Linked DNA regions of Homo sapiens: region 2 is linked to region 1. The links are chromatin loops, found by intact Hi-C in ENCODE. Cell type or tissue: K562. All regions are shown on one strand.

Region 1 (8,000 bases):
GGGGGCAGGTGGGGGGCTCTCATTGTAATAATAAGATCATTAGCTAACTTCTCAATAGAACAATGAAAGCCAAAATAATACTATTTTTGTCTCTCTGTGCTTTATTCTGCATATATTCTTCTGACATACTTCCAACTCTATAGTTTAATAGCAGATTCACTCCAGTCATTAATTTCAATAATTATATTTTCATTTATAGTTTCCATTTTTTTATAGTTTTCTGTTTATGCTGAAATTTTCAAATGATTTTATTTCCTTGAACGTATTAATCATAGCCATGTTAAAGTCCATGTCTAATGGTTTCTTTATCTGGATCCCCCATAGTCTGTTTCTATCACCTGCCATTTCTGCAATTTTGTTTCTGTTGGGAAAATAAGAATATTCATAATCCAAGGTCATTTTAATGTGATCAGTGCTGAAATGATTGTGAGTCAACCTTCAGTCCCTGTGAGAGTTAGTCTTTTTCCAATTTGCCCTAATTTCCAGTATTATTCTTCAAGGTTTTAACTCAGTCTTACATAACAGGACCACCTCTCTGACGAGGTCTTGACTCCATGAATCTGTTGAAAGCTCTGCTCAGCTTCTCAGCCTTTTTAGATGGAAGTGACTCCAATGTTGGGCTCATCTTTTGCTGGACTTTAGCCCCATTGGTCTTCACTCTCTTACCAGTTCTGATATATTCGAAGAGAAACATACTTAAATTTTTAAATTTTTTTCAGCAATACAGTTGTTGCTCTAACTAGTCTGCCATTACCAAAAGGAGAACTCCAATGACAGCTGAAAAGGAAGGTAGTATGAGGGAAGAGTTGTTTTTGTCATAGTTTTTAAGATGTGAAGTACCAATTTAAATGTGAATGCCTGATGGAGGTAGTAACAAGTAGAGAGAAAATTTGAAGATACAAAAAAACTGATAAATAATGGAATAAATGATGGAAACATGTACTGTGTAGGCCATCTATCCCCAAAATCACATATATCTAGCCCATAGGTTCCAGCAAAAGAATTTATATAAGACTGAATGTTCAGCCAGGTTAAAAACAAAAGGAAGTATTCCCTCTACATTGTAGCAGAACAAGCCAGTTTGTGTTCTGTTCTATGAATCTGTATATATGCAAGAATCCAAATGTGGGAGTGTGGGGGGGACTAGGAGGCACTTCACACACTGGGCTTTACACATGCTCAAAGAAAAACACAGTGTTATGTTTGAAATACTTGTCTCTATTTCAGGAATTCTGATCATCGCAGCATATTTACTCTGCTATGCTGGGTGAGGAGTCCAGGGGATGGCATGGCACACAATAGTGACAGGAGACTTCATTTTGAACAAAGAATAAAATTTGGAGCATGAAATAAGATTAAATATTTTATGCATGTATCCTGAATGTCTTTTGTAGCTAAGGCCTGTTAATCTTTATTTCCTTTTATCAAAGAAAAATGAGCGATATTCCCTTCCAAAATTGCCAAGAGGCTAACAATTCACTTTTAAAAGCTGTAAAGCTCTAAAAGTAAATGGAGATAGGGTGGAGAAGTGGAATAGAGTGTGAGCTTTGAAGGTCAGTTTGGCTCTGCAGCCCAAAACCTTAGAATAATCATTTTATGCTACAACTTTTGGTTAACTAAAAATTACCAGAAAAATGGGTAACTCTTGGGACTTACCCTGGAATTAAACCAAGAGGCAGAAGAGAAACAGGCCCAAAGAATAACTTTGAATGGATGGTGAAAGGAAACAATATTGTTTATTTCTGATGGCACCTTATGGTCCCATTGTAACCCAAATGGCCCCATGCCTGTTAAATATTCAGGTGACTATATGGTAGAGACAGAATGTTGGAGCTCCGGGGAGAAACCTGGAAAGAGATTCAGCTATGTTAATCATTTGCATTTAGAGATGGTATTATATGCCATGAGGTTACCTAGGAAGAATGTCGGTTACAAGAGAAGAGAGCTGAAGACAAAGCCCTTGGGTGGAGGACAGAGCCTGTCAGAAGTCTGGCGCGGGAGGATGATCTCGCAATAAAGCCTGAGCAGGAACTGGGCAAGAGGAAAAGAAAGGGAGTCTTTTGTTCCCAGAGCCCAAAGAGGAATGTGTTTCAAGAAGATGGAAGTGGTCAGTAGAGTCAAATGCTGCTTTGAAGTACTTGTCTGCTAGACAAAAGCATCTTAGTGGGAGAGTGGACCTGTCTTGATGTGGGCTCACCTTGTCTGGACTTGACTTATCTATATCTTTGATCTCACTTTTTCTCAACCTAAAAACATGTTTGTCTCTGCCATCCTGGGGAAGGGGGTGGTGGGGGGAGCTACCTTGAATGCACGTTTCTCGTAACTTTCCATATTTCTCCTCCCTTTCTAATGCAAAATCTTTGAAAAAGCCATCGAATGCTATCATTCTCCACTATCTTTTCTAACCTGCAACAATCAAGTGTCTGCTGGAGTTGTATAGGTTGTTGTTGAAATCACAAGCATGGCCAGATTATCCAGGAAGAATGTGTGGGATAAAAAAAGCAATGAGCCACCAACATTTAATAGAAAATTGTGTTTATATAATACCTGATAAGGCTTTTATGAGGATTAAATTAGGTAATGTATGTAAACCAGTGATTACAGGGCCTGGGACATAGTTTCAGATACTATATTCCATCCCCTTGACACGTTTTTACCCCATTCTCAGTAAACTGCCCGTGGTTGTGTAGCCAAGTAGTACAGATTCAAACTCAGGTTTGCTTGCCTAAAAAGATGATGTTCTTTCTTTCCACTACATTGAGTTTCCTTCCTAATGCTTGTGTCCCTAGTTTTGTGCCTGACTGCAAACCACCTGCTCCTGGAGACCACACCCCAGGTTCAGCTCCTAGGTTTACATCTTGGGTCTTGACCTCTCCCTGACAATCTGATTCTACTCTAGATCTCACCTGTTCCCACATCCTAACTGTGTCAGACCCTAGAGAAAGGTGTAAGACTACAGAGAGGCAAATACGTGAACTATTAAGTAGGATTTGTGAGCATCATTTGCGGAGATCACAAGAGTAAAGCAGAGAAATGCCCAATTAATAGAAGAATGCTTGCAGCATTTAGAAAGAAGAGAACAAGTCAATATATGCATGTGGTTAATATAATTGAGATCTTAAGGTCATCTCCAAGTTCCCATACCTCATTGGAATCTTATTTGTAATTTAAGAGATGCCCAGTAGATGGAGCAGCTTACTCATGCATGATTATTTTCAGAGACCATGGATCGTTTGAATCATAAAATTCCTGTTAATGCTGGAAGAGACATAAAAAATAATTTAGACCCTCTCTTCCGAAATAGAAAAACAAGGACTAAAAATTATGCAATTTACAATAGATTTACAGCCCTTAAGCCAGGTAGCTGATGTTCATCTGAAATCCTCCTGTTGATACTGGTCACCAGCTTCTGACTTTGGACAAATTCCCCTAAGAAAGGAATGGCACTAAGCAGCTAGTTCTAGGTTAGGAGGGTGTTAGGGTGTTAGGGTATGTGGGGGGAATGTTGTCTGTTATAGGATGACCACATTTCTTAGGATAATACTTTGTTGGAGCAATCTTCCAAGTATTAAGAAGTCCCCCACCACCCCTCAAAAAAGCGCATTTTAGAATGGGAAGAAATCCACCCCTTTGCTTCTCTGACTTTCTCTCATCACCTTCTGCTTTCCTCCCTAAAACCAAATCCCACTTGCCAAGGGTATGTTCAGGTTGTTAATTAGAAGGCTAGTATCCAAAAATAGCTCCCTTTCCAGGCTGCCCAGTACCTGAAATTCCCAGGGATAAAAGCAAAGCCATCATTTCATGTCTGCTTTTAAAATATATTCCTGGGAGAAATCCATATCCATTTACTTACTTACTAAATGCTTATTGAGAACTTATTATATGCCAGGAATAGAGCTGCAAAAATGGTAGACAAGGCCTACAGTTCTCATGAAGTTATGCTTTACTATGGGAAAAGACAGAAAAGAAAGAAGACAATTTTAGATACCGGTAAATATTTGGATTTGAGAGTGGCTGAAAGGGTGGGATGAGGTTGGGAGGCTATTTTCAAGGTATAGTCAGGGAAGTCTGTCTCAGAAGATATGATGTAAGGTAAAACAAAGATCTGGGAGAATGAAACAGCTAAAACAAAGGACCTGAAGAGGGAGCATTAAACTGTTTTCAATCATTATATTCCTACCAAGCATTAGACAGTTTATCAGGCTGCTTCTTAAGTGCTGCTACCTGGTATAAAGAAAAATACCAAAGGAAATAAAGCTCAAGTGAGGAAGAGGAGAGGGGTCTTTCTGCACCACATCAGATATATCCCCTTTCCCTAGGGTGAAGGGGCAATTGAGTGCAGCAGCGTGGCACTGGTAGGTCAGGGAGTGCTGGAAGGGGAGGCGGACATCACAAGACACAGACAGACCCATTAAGGACAAACTGAGGATGCCAAATGCAAACTGTAGGTACATAAAAGTAGTTCTTGAAAGAGCACTTAAAATAACCAGCCTATTCCTACCTCTCTATCTCAGTGTTTCTCAAATTGAACCACCGAGGCAGTTGTCAGATACTCCAGGCATCACATCGGGTCTACCAAATTGGTATTTATGCAGTGGGGCTCAGGAATATGGATCTTAATAAACACACAGATCATGAATGTCATGCACACTCAAGTTGAGAACTGATGCTCTGTAAATTCATATTTGTATCAGTGCATCAGCTCTTCAACATGGCCGTCTTTCTCCTTGCACAGGGTCAATTGTTCAAAGTAGAAAGAGGCTAAAACACCTCTGAGAGAAAAGAAAAGATTAATGTATCATAAAAAACCTGCAAAATACTAGAGAGTTTTTAATGAGATCTTTAATATTGCTCTTTATAAAAAAAGACATAGGTCTTTGGTAATTTGCTATTTTTAATCTGTAATATATAAATATAAAGGAGTATGTTTCCTTCTAAATTTGAATTTAAAAAGGACATTGGCCATCCTTCAAAAATACAATATTGTTTTTTCTATGGATGTTGTAATTTTGTGGGCAGTAATTTGTTCTCTCTAAATCTCAAGAACATTGAGCCCTCACCTCATCCTGTTGTTGGGACACAATGCAGAAGCAGTTCTGTTGGTGAAATTGTGGGTTGGGAGGATGCCATTTCAACTTCTGCAGCAAACAATGACATGGCCAATGCATTTGGAGTGATGGAGAAAATCTGTATGTTCTTCATATCCATTGGTATCTTTGTATTCAATTTAGAAAACTGTGCCCAGAACAGTAAGAGTAAATCTGGACTCCTTACCTACCTTCCATCCTTAATTAGGTATTGGGTTTTTAAATAATCCTTCCACTAACCCAACTCCAATAACCAAACAGAACAGCAGGATTATCTAGCTGCCTGATATATTATAGTCAGATAAATGCTTGATTATTTACATTTTATGCTCAAAAATTTGAAAAGAAAGCATACGATCTCTTTCTTCCACAGATTTTTCCAGTAGGCTATAATGCCTAACATTAGCAACAGCAGCAGCAGTTATAGCAGCAGAGCCTTTGGAAAAGGTGTTCCAGAAACCTGACAACGTTTGCACAAAGACTGTTAAACCACTATTCACACTTCTTTAAGTGTTTTAACCAAAATGTCAGAGGCTTCATTAGGGTGGAAACTATTTTATGGTTCCCTAGTACATAAATTTTTTTCTTGGAATTACCTTATTTGAGTCAATTATCTGCTAAAGCAGCAATGGGAGAATCAATCAATGAAAATTTGTCTCTTTGTTCTTCACAAGGAATTCTTGGAGTATGATTCCAAGAATGGACAATTAAGACAAATTATTCATGAAGTACATATGTCATTTGCATTTTTCCCTTTGGGATAAGGTTGTCATCTTTGTTTACATAAAAGGTATTTCCTTGCAGAGCTGCCCTTTTACCTCAGAACTAAGATAATGTTTCCATTTAAACTGAGTCATCCTTGTCCTAAATATTGCATAATGGCACAGACTGCTATCTCCTGTTTCCTTGGGCCAAACACAATGACAAGGCAAGCTAGGCTGTGGTCATTGAATCTCTTTGTAATCACTGCCATTTTGTGTGGTGGTCAGATGCATTTGTTATATCATGGGAATTATAATACTGAATAAGTTGCATAAAATTCTATCCAAGAAATCTTAAAAAGCTTGCAAATGGAATGCCTTATCTAGCTACGAAAAAATGTGTTCTGAAAGCACAGAAGGAACATTTGCAACTTGAAACTTTTCATCAGAAATTGAGAGAGCTCAAGGTCAACTTAATATTAATTCTCCCCAGTTCTTTAATCTAACAGATATCAAGTTGCATTTGAATCTGGCAAAGAGATATGTATATAGGTCAGTTTAGCCTTCACAGGACAAATTTCTTGAGAAATATTCTGTATCCATCTATTTACTCTTGAGTATCATTAGGTTATTTTAAGGTGAAAATGACCAAAACTTGCCTTTTGCATAGAAAGGGAAATTCATTTCTGGTAAGCTGAAATTGCTTTGAATAATTTATAGAGAACAGAGAATTCATCAGATCTGATATCATCAGCAGCCTTGAGATTGCATTGTTCTGTAATGGGTACTATGGGAACTGGAAAGCTGGAGTTGGTTAGCATGAGAATTTCTATCCAGAATCTCGTGTAAGTTAAAGGCAGGCAACATTTAAGAAAGGAAAAGTCTGAGTTTATATAGGAAGGAACCTTTTAAAAAAATACTCTCACTGTAAAGGATATTCTGTACACCTCCCACCTGACTACTGATATTCTTTTTCTTTGTATGATTTCATTTATTTTATTTTATTGCATTTTAAGTTCCGGGATACATGTGCAGAACATGCAGGTTTGTTACATGGATGTATGTGAGGGGAGGGGTGGGAACTTAGAGGACGGGTCAATAGGTGCAGCAAACCACCATGGCACATGTAGGACTGCTGATATTCATACCACCATGGTGGAATCGGCTGGCACCAATATGCAGGGCCCCTTTCTTATAGCATCACCACCTTCTCCTCCTTTTCATCATTGAGAAGATATTGAGAATAAAAACAAAATAAAGAAATGAAGCCAAATAAAATAAAAACATATCCAAATAAAGTGATACAAGAGCTCCAATTCATTACTGGCTAACTCCCTATTCTTCTAAATGGTAGGACTCCTTCCAGTCTTTCACACATGCTGCTGAAATATGCTACCTTGAATTCCATCTTAAATTCACCAATTTCTAATCTTGAGATTTCCCCAAGATCCCATGTTTAACCTTCTTGTTCATTTAAAATGTTCTTATTGACCATCTTTTATATGTAAGGGATACAGCTAATCGTTATTCTAGAAACCAAGTTGAATGAAACAAAATTTCTGCTCTCATAATGGGTGGCTGTTGAACTTAAACTTTTAACATGGGTAGGATTTCTGCACATGTAATGTGGGGAAGAGAATTCCAGATGGAAGCAAAAGCCTGATGAAAGGCTACACAGGAGGGTGTTGGGATCCAATTAGGGAGCCAAAAGTGGGCCAGTTTGATTGTATCATGGGATATGTGGAGAAGACTAATGGAGACTTAGACTAGAAAGGTACACCAAAGCCAAATAATAAAGAACTCTACATTCAGACTTAAGAGTTGTACTTTATTTAGGGGGCAATGAAGATGCACTGAGTGATTTTTGAACACAGAAGCATAACTGAAACATAAATAAAGCTATTCTTTAGGACTGCATGGTGGTGCTGGGAGCTTGGGTTGTAAGATCAGTCAGGAGGCATTGTATTAATTCGGACAAGAGGTAAGAGGCTGAATTTGGGTGATGGTGCTAAGAATTAAGAAAATTTATCTCAGAAATATCTTAGTTGTGAATCTCCTAATCTAAACGTCTTCCTGCTATCCTGTGCTCCTTTTACCAGTCTTGAATCCTCATACCACTGTAGACACCCTCCTTTACGGTTTTTCACCAAACACTTCAGCCTGTAGATATGGAGGTTCTTAACCTGGGGTCCAAATACCCCTTAGGGTATAG
Region 2 (8,000 bases), 790 kb after region 1:
TAATAAAGAAGAAAAGAGAGAAGAATCTAATAGACGCAATAAAAAATGACAAAGGGGATATCACCACCGATCCCACAGAAATACAAACTACCATCAGAGAATACTATAAACACCTCTACGCAAATAAACTAGAAAATCTAGAAGAAATGGATAAATTCCTGGAGACATACACCCTCCCAAGACTAAACCAGGAAGAAGTTGAATCTCTGAATAGACCAATAACAGGCTCTGAAATTGAGGCAATAATTAATAGCTTACCAACCAAAAAAGTCCGGGATCAGATAGATTCACAGCCGAATTCTACCAGAGGTACAAGGAGGAACTGGTACCATTCCTTCTGAAACTATTCCAATCAATAGAAAAAGAGGGAATCCTCCCTAAATCATTTTGTGAGGCCAGCATCATCCTGATACCAAAGCCTGGCAGAGACACAACAAAAAAAGAGAATTTTAGACCAATATCCTTGATGAACATTGAATCAAAAATCCTCAATAAAATACTGGCAAACTGAATCCAGCAACACATCAAAAAGCTTATCCACCATGATCAAGTGGGCTTCATCCCTGGGATGCAAGGCTGGTTCAACATATGCAAATCAATAAATGTAATCCAGCATATAAACAGAACCAACGACAAAAACCACATCATTATCTCAATAGATGCAGAAAAGGCCTTTGAGGAAATTTAACAACCCTTCATGCTAAAAACTCTCAATAAATTAGGTATTGATGGGACATAACTCAAAATAATAAGAGCTATCTGTGACAAACCCACGGCCAATATCATACTGAATGGACAAAAACTGGAAGCATTCCCTTTGAAAACTGGCACAAGACAGGGATGCCCTCTCTCACCACTCCTATTCAACATAGTGTTGGAAGTTCTGGCCAGGGCAATTAGACAGGAGAAGGGAATAAAGGGCATTCAATTAGGAAAAGAGGAAGTCAAATTGTCCCTGTTTCCAGATGACATGATTGTATATCTAGAAAACCCCATCGTATCAGCCCAAAATCTCCTTAAGCAACTTCAGCAAAGTCTCAGGATACAAAATCAATGTGCAAAAATCACAAGCATTCTTATACACCAATGACAGACAAACAAAGAGCCAAATCATGAGTGAACTCCCATTCACAATTGCTTCAAAGAGAATAAAATACCTAGGAATCCAACTTACAAGGGATGTGAAGGACCTCTTCAAGGAGAACTACAAACCACTGCTCAAGGAAATAAAAGAGGATACAAACAAATGGAAGAACATTCCATGCTCATGGGTAGGAAGAATCAATATCGTGAAAATGGCCATACTGCCCAAGGTAATTTATAGATTCAATGCCATCCCCATCAAGCTACCAATGACTTTCTTCACAGAATTGGAAAAAACTACTTTAAAGTTCATATGGAACCAAAAAAGAGCCCGCATCGCCAAGTCAATCCTAAGCCAAAAGAACAAAGCTGGAGGCATCACACTACCTGACTTCAAACTATACTACAAGGCTACAGTAACCAAAACAGCATGGTACTGGTACCAAAACAGAGATATAGACCAATGGAACAGAACAGAGCCCTCAGAAATAATGCCGCATATCTACAACTATCTGATCTTTGACAAACCTGAGAAAAACAAGCAATTGGGAAAGGATTCCCTATTTAATAAATGGTGCTGGGAAAACTGGCTAGCCATATGTAGAAAGCTGAAACTGGATCCCTTCCTTACACCTTATACAAAAATTAATTCAAGATGGATTAAAGACTTACATGTTAGACCTAAAACCATAAAAACCCCAGAAGAAAACCTAGGCAATACCATTCAGGACATAGGCATGGGCAAGGACTTCATGTCTAAAACACCAAAAGCAATGGCAACAAAAGATAAAATTGACAAATGGGATCTAATTAAACTAAAGAGCTTCTGCACAGCAAAAGAAACTACCATCAGAGTGAACAGGCAACCTACAGAGTGGGAGAAAATTTTTGCAACCTACTCATCTGACAAAGGGCTAATATCCAGAATCTACAATGAACTCAAACAAATTTACAAGAAAAAAACAAACAACCCCATCAAAAAGTGGGCGAAGGATATGAACAGACACTTCTCAAAAGAAGACATTTATGCAGCCAAAAAACACATGAAAAAATGCTCACCATCACTGGCCATCAGAGAAATGCAAATCAAAACCACAATGAGATACCATCTCACACCAGTTAGAATGGCAATCATTAAAAAGTGAGGAAACAACAGGTGCTGGAGAGGATGTGGAGAAATAGGAACACTTTTACACTGTTGGTGGGACTGTAAACTAGTTCAACCATTGTGGAAGTCAGTGTGGCGATTCCTCAGGGATCTAGAACTAGAAATACCATTTGACCCAGCCATCCCATTACTGGGTATATACCCAAAGGATTATAAATCATGCTGCTATAAAGACACATGCACAGGTATATTTATTGCGGCACTATTCACAATAGCAAAGACTTGGAACCAATCCAAATGTCCAACAATGATAGACTGGATTAAGAAAATGTGGCACATATACACCATGGAATACTATGCAGCCATAAAAAGTGATGAGTTCATGTCCTTTTTAGGGACATGGATGAAGCCGGAAACTATCATTCTCAGCAAACTCTCGCAAGAACAAAAAACCAAACACCGCATGTTCTCACTCATAGTTGGGAATTGAACAATGAGAACACATGGACACAGGAAGGGGAACATCACACAACGGGGACTGTTGTGGGGTGGGGGGAGGGGGGAGGGATAGCATTAGGAGATATACCTAATGCTAAATGACCAGTTAATGGGTGCAGCACATCAACATGGCACATGTATACATATATAACAAATCTGCATGTTGTGCACATGTACCCTAAAACTTTAAGTATAATAATAATAATAATAAATCAATCACGACCCTTTCATGTGAAATCTTTAGTGTTGTGAGCCCTTAAAAGGGACAGAAATTGTGCACTCGGGGAGCTCGGATTTTAAGGCAGTAGCTTACTGATGTTCCCAGCTGAATAAAGCCCTTCCTTCTACCAAAAAAAAAAAAAAAAGAAAAAAGAAATCAGAAAAGGTAGCATATTTGTATTATTCAGGGTTCTCCAGAGAAACAAATAATGGGATAGGTACGTAGATATACAAACAGATAGACAAAGATTTATTACGAGGAATTGGCTCACACAAGTATGGAGGCTAAGTTCCAGAATCTGCTGTCTTGTCTGTAAGCTGGAGGACAAGAAAGCCAGTGGTATAGGTCTGGTCCAAAACCAGAGGCCTCAGAACCAGGTGAGCCAATGGCATAAGTCCCAGTTTGAGTTTGAAGATCCAAAAACCAGGCGCACTGATGTCTGAGGGCAGGAGAAAATGAATGTCCCAGTTTAAGGAGAGAGAGCACATTTGCCTTTCCTCTGCCAATTTGTTAATTCTCATTCTCAACAGATTAGATTGGATGGTGCCCACCTGCGTTAGAAGAAGTTGATTCTTCTAACATGATCAACATTTGGACTTTGCTCAGTGGAGAAAGAGCAAGGAGTGTTCTATTCCATACTTAGGTCTGAGTCAGAGCTGTACATACATCCTACAGAAAATAAGCTCTGAGCTCCTTTTCGTTATCACTCTCTGTAAAACATTCTGCACAGAAACATTCTAAAATTTGCTCTATAAATTGGGAAGGCTGGAAGTTCTTTACTTTGTGGCTGAAGTGAGGAAATCAATCTATCAGCCCATATATTTTTGACTAATCAGCAAAATATTTACTGTCTTTTCCTATATTTATCAAATGCATAGTAACTCTAAAGGCATGTCAATGTAATATCTAGTAAGGAATTAAACAAACAGTTCCAATTTTCTTATGCTCAAGATCTTTTAGAACTAGGTTTAATTGCTTTCAGGACCTAGCTCTCTGGGCACATTCTGATAGGCAAGACTAGTCTACTTTTGGACCAAAGTATTTTTCTGCAATTATGGAATACTGAAAATTCTTCTCTTTTCTGGGGAGAAAAACAGTCAACCTACCCTTTATTATAGGCCAATGTACTCTTTAAGATGTTGTGGAGCTACTTTCCATGCAGGCTTAAAGGAATTGAGTAGAAGAAAAAGAAAAAGCACTTAGTTTTAACTATGAGAAATCAGGACAGAAGAATTCTAAACATTATGGATGATTTTGTCAGATTTAGTAGAATTAAGAGATGCTGACACATACGATTTCTAGAAGCATAAACATCTCAGTTCCACTCCATGCTTTCCATTGGCGTGAATGAAATTTTGATCTGTGTATTCTCACTATCTCCTCCTACTAGTGCCTTATCTGATGTATGGATTTCTTTTTCTGCATATCTGATGTTGCCATGCCTCCTAGACACTTCCTAGCTAACCTGGCAAGCCTCCCTCAAGTGTCACTGAGGGATCTGGTGTGCCTTGCTGCCCCCTATTGGTGGCCAAAAACTGTTAAGCTAGGGGCTCCAATGCAATCTTAGACTTTGTTGATTAATGCCAGCATCTGAGAGGCACTGCTTACAGGAGCTTTACTATAAAGTTGTTTTTAAGCAAAGCAACTATTATGTAGTGATTTTTATTACTTTAAAATTAGTGGTTTTGTTTTTAAAATATTTATTTTGACTTCGTTTTTCATTCTAAATTTATAAGGAATTTATTTAGTTCTTTTTATGGTCTTTTTCTAAGATTGCCACTACATTGCCGAAAGTGCAAGGCAAAAGTTTCCACTAGAATTGTGCAAATGTTTTATTTCTTTGCACTATTAAAACAAAAAATGGACTTCTTATGGCTGTGAACACAGTTCGTTCTCTAAATTGAAAACATGTCTATTGGATTTGCATATTGCTTCCTTGAATCAGGCGTTTTTTTTTTTAAGATTTTAGTGATGTATTAGTAGGCTTAGGCTACCATAACAAAATATCATAGACTAGAGTCTAAGTAGCTTAAAAAACAGAAATTTATTTTCTGACAGTTCTGAAGGCTAAAAGTTCCCACATCAAGGATCAACAGGGTCTGTTTCTGGTGAGGGTTCTCTTTCTGACTTGCAGATGGCCACCTTCGCGCATATGGTGAAGAGGAAGTGCTCCAGTGTTTTTTCCGTTTATAAGGACATCAGTCCTATCAGATAAGGGTCTCACCCTTACAACTTCATTTAACTTTTCCTAGCTCCTCACAGGCCCTGTCTCCGAATGTAGTCACACTGGGGGGTTAGAGTTTCAAAATATGAATTTTGGGGCGACACAATATTGTGTCTCTAACAAATGGTGACATGTGGATTTTAATAATCTAACAAAATTTCAATTAATCAAATTACTTTAAAAAATCATATACCATGAGATAAGAATAAATGGAAATGGGCTTGGTATCAGAATGATAAGGCATGGTCCTCACCGTGTGAACTGACAACACAGCTGAGGAAAAGGTTCTAAAATCAAGACTAACACAAGGGAAAAAAATGAGAATGTAAAGTACTAGCTCATCATACTGTCTTTAATTATAAAAGAAGTTTAAGTGTTGCCCAGAATAACCAGAGAAATGCTTTAAGACGAAATTGTATTTAGCCTCGTTCTAAAGGACGACTAAGGTTTTATTAACTTCAGTGAGGGAGGTATGAGGAAGAATATTTTACCACCAGGAAGGCACTGACTTCAGAATGAAGACAAAATGTGCATTACAGTTTAAGTACCTTAGCCTGACAGTCAGAGAGGACATTTAAATGCCTTCTACAATAAAATATTATCGTTTAATAATCCCTGTATATGCATAGGATGCTGGTTCAGAATATATACATGGTCTCTGTTCTTTGTAAGTTTGCAATCAAAGACCATAAATACTCAAGTCTGACAGTTTGGTGCTTTCAGAATTTGCTTAAATCACCTGATATTTTCCCACTAGGCTATGGACCTGACAAAAGCAGCGGGTTATGTGTCTTGGGCTGAAGCATGACACAAAGAGCCATTGATGTTGGGCTGAAAACAGAAAAAAACTCTTCCTCCCTTTGTTTCTTTGTTGTTGTTGTTGACTGCTTGGTGTGTCCAGAATAATTTTAGAGCATCCAGTGGAACCCCTAGCCATTCCATAGGGTAAGGGGTTAGAAACACCAATTGGTTTGAAAACCTTGATACTTAATACTTTCTGTGGCTTCTCTTTAAATTACTCTCAATAGTTTATTTATTCCTCAAACCATGGGGAAATCAGGTCTGGAAACATCAAGTGATAACACCAAGTGAATGTTAAAGACACACACCGCTCTACCTACCAGCAGCGCCTGTGAGCAGAGTCTATCCCACTGTGGACATATGTCTAGTGTTACCATCTCCAATCATATAAATGCCTTGGTCTGATCAGTAATGTACACCTGTAATTTAAACTGGATTCTCTACCACTATTAGACAAAAAGTTGTTTTCTGAAAAAGCCATTGTGATGTCAATCATATCTCCTTTTGCAGGGTCTGGTCTGGAGAAAAAACTTGTGTGGTTGTTGAAAATTGTCTTTGACTTTGTCCTTATTTTGAGATCATTTTCCTCCCTCTGTGGACTCTCTTCCGGCCCAGGTTACCACATTGCACTTCTCCTGCATGTTCACCTCTGCTCTCCCCCAATTAATCAAAGAAAACTCTCTGTTATCAGTCCTCTAAAAGCTGGTGTGAATTTAAGTCATGGTGTTATCTCTCTACAGGGAATTTATATTTTTAGTTTATCTATAATTATAGAATAAATGCCTTTATTCTTGGTAAAAGAAGCTTCAGGCATGAGCAGAGCAAACAGAAATGCTTTTAAAGTCAGGGGGACTTTCTGTTGCTGTTGAAATTACACAGAAGAGATAGCAGTCAACTTTATTGGAAAGATTGGTATCCAAATTGTAAAAGTACCTCAGACTTAGGGGTTTATGTAAAATGCAAGGTCAAAATTACAATTAAAGGCATATTACTAAAGTATTTTGGAGATAAGGAAAGTGAAATTGACATTTACTGGGCGTCCATATATGCCATGCAATGGTTCAGGTCTCCCCTCATCTCTTTAGCTCATTTTACAGTTGCCAGTAATTCTGTGAACCCTTCACCCCACTTTACCAGTAAGGAAATGAAGTTCTGGAGGTTAAGTTTCACAAAGATCCCACAGTTAGCAAATGATGGAGCCATGTCTCTGTGGCTTCAAAGTCCATTATCTTGGCACGGTGGAGAGAAAAGTTGTCAAAGTCCATGACATTTGAACATATGATTTTGTTTGTGCTATTAAAAGTTTGCTTTGGACATTTTGAATTAAACTCCTTTAATCATGAGGTGGCATGTAACTTTGCACCGCATTACCTTGCTGGTTTTTAGTATGCAGAACCAAGATGAATTGCCTTCAGAAAAAAATTTCAATTCATTTCTGTAATCAAAAACTGTCAATATAAAAGGATGGTGAGGTTATATTGTGGAAAGTTACAAGATTATTGACAAACTACCTCATACCTAGTTGGCATATGTTACTCTCCAACTAACTTCTGGATATTAATGTTTCTGCAACGATTGAAAGTAAGCCAGCCAAAGTCAAGCCACACAATCATATGAGGTGAGTAATCATATATCCTGAGCCAAAAATGTGTATGCATCAGTGAACTGACTACTTGAAATTATGGCTAGTCTTTTAAGAATTAAAGAGGCTAATGTTGTATTTTCTATAAATTAGATTTTCCTGTAGGTCTACTTGGGAATGTATTTTAATCTTTTGCTGAATGAATCTGCTCACTTTTTCATTTTATTGAAAACTAAAGAGGAAATTAGGTGATAAATAGAAACTGTTACTTTTCTATCAATTTGCAGTGTACAAACTGAGTTAGTGACTTATTTGCCAACCTCATTTTCTAAGAAAATACATAGACCATCTTGGAATTCTCAAAAGTAAAAATGCCTGAGAACTATAGTGAAGGGAATCAAAACCAATTCTTGTTCAGGTCAACAAACACACCCACTTGTAAAAATTGAGCCATCTTTATGAACCAAAACCAATTTGAAACCTC

What was found. Peaks named below come from ENCODE experiments on the same cell type or tissue, not always from the same donor. Only the 100,000 strongest peaks of a DNase experiment are listed, where the experiment ranks them.
Region 2: a loop joins it to region 1, with 4 times the contacts of the local background. A loop is called at or near these places in 3 of 110 quality-filtered maps.

The regions. Positions count from the first base shown.
Region 1 is chr5:103,471,018-103,479,017 of GRCh38, reverse strand. It overlaps the pseudogene PDZPH1P. Among named protein-coding and RNA genes, the nearest start is that of LINC02115, 67 kb to the left of the region's middle. In K562, a CTCF peak has its summit at 3,188 (motif pointing right); DNase peaks (open chromatin) are centred at 3,167 and 5,987.
Region 2 is chr5:102,678,011-102,686,010 of GRCh38, reverse strand. The region is part of intron 2 of LOC105379104 (a long non-coding RNA gene); the gene reads right to left. Among named protein-coding and RNA genes, the nearest start is that of LINC00491, 11 kb to the right of the region's middle. In K562, a CTCF peak has its summit at 4,436 (motif pointing left); a DNase peak (open chromatin) is centred at 4,410.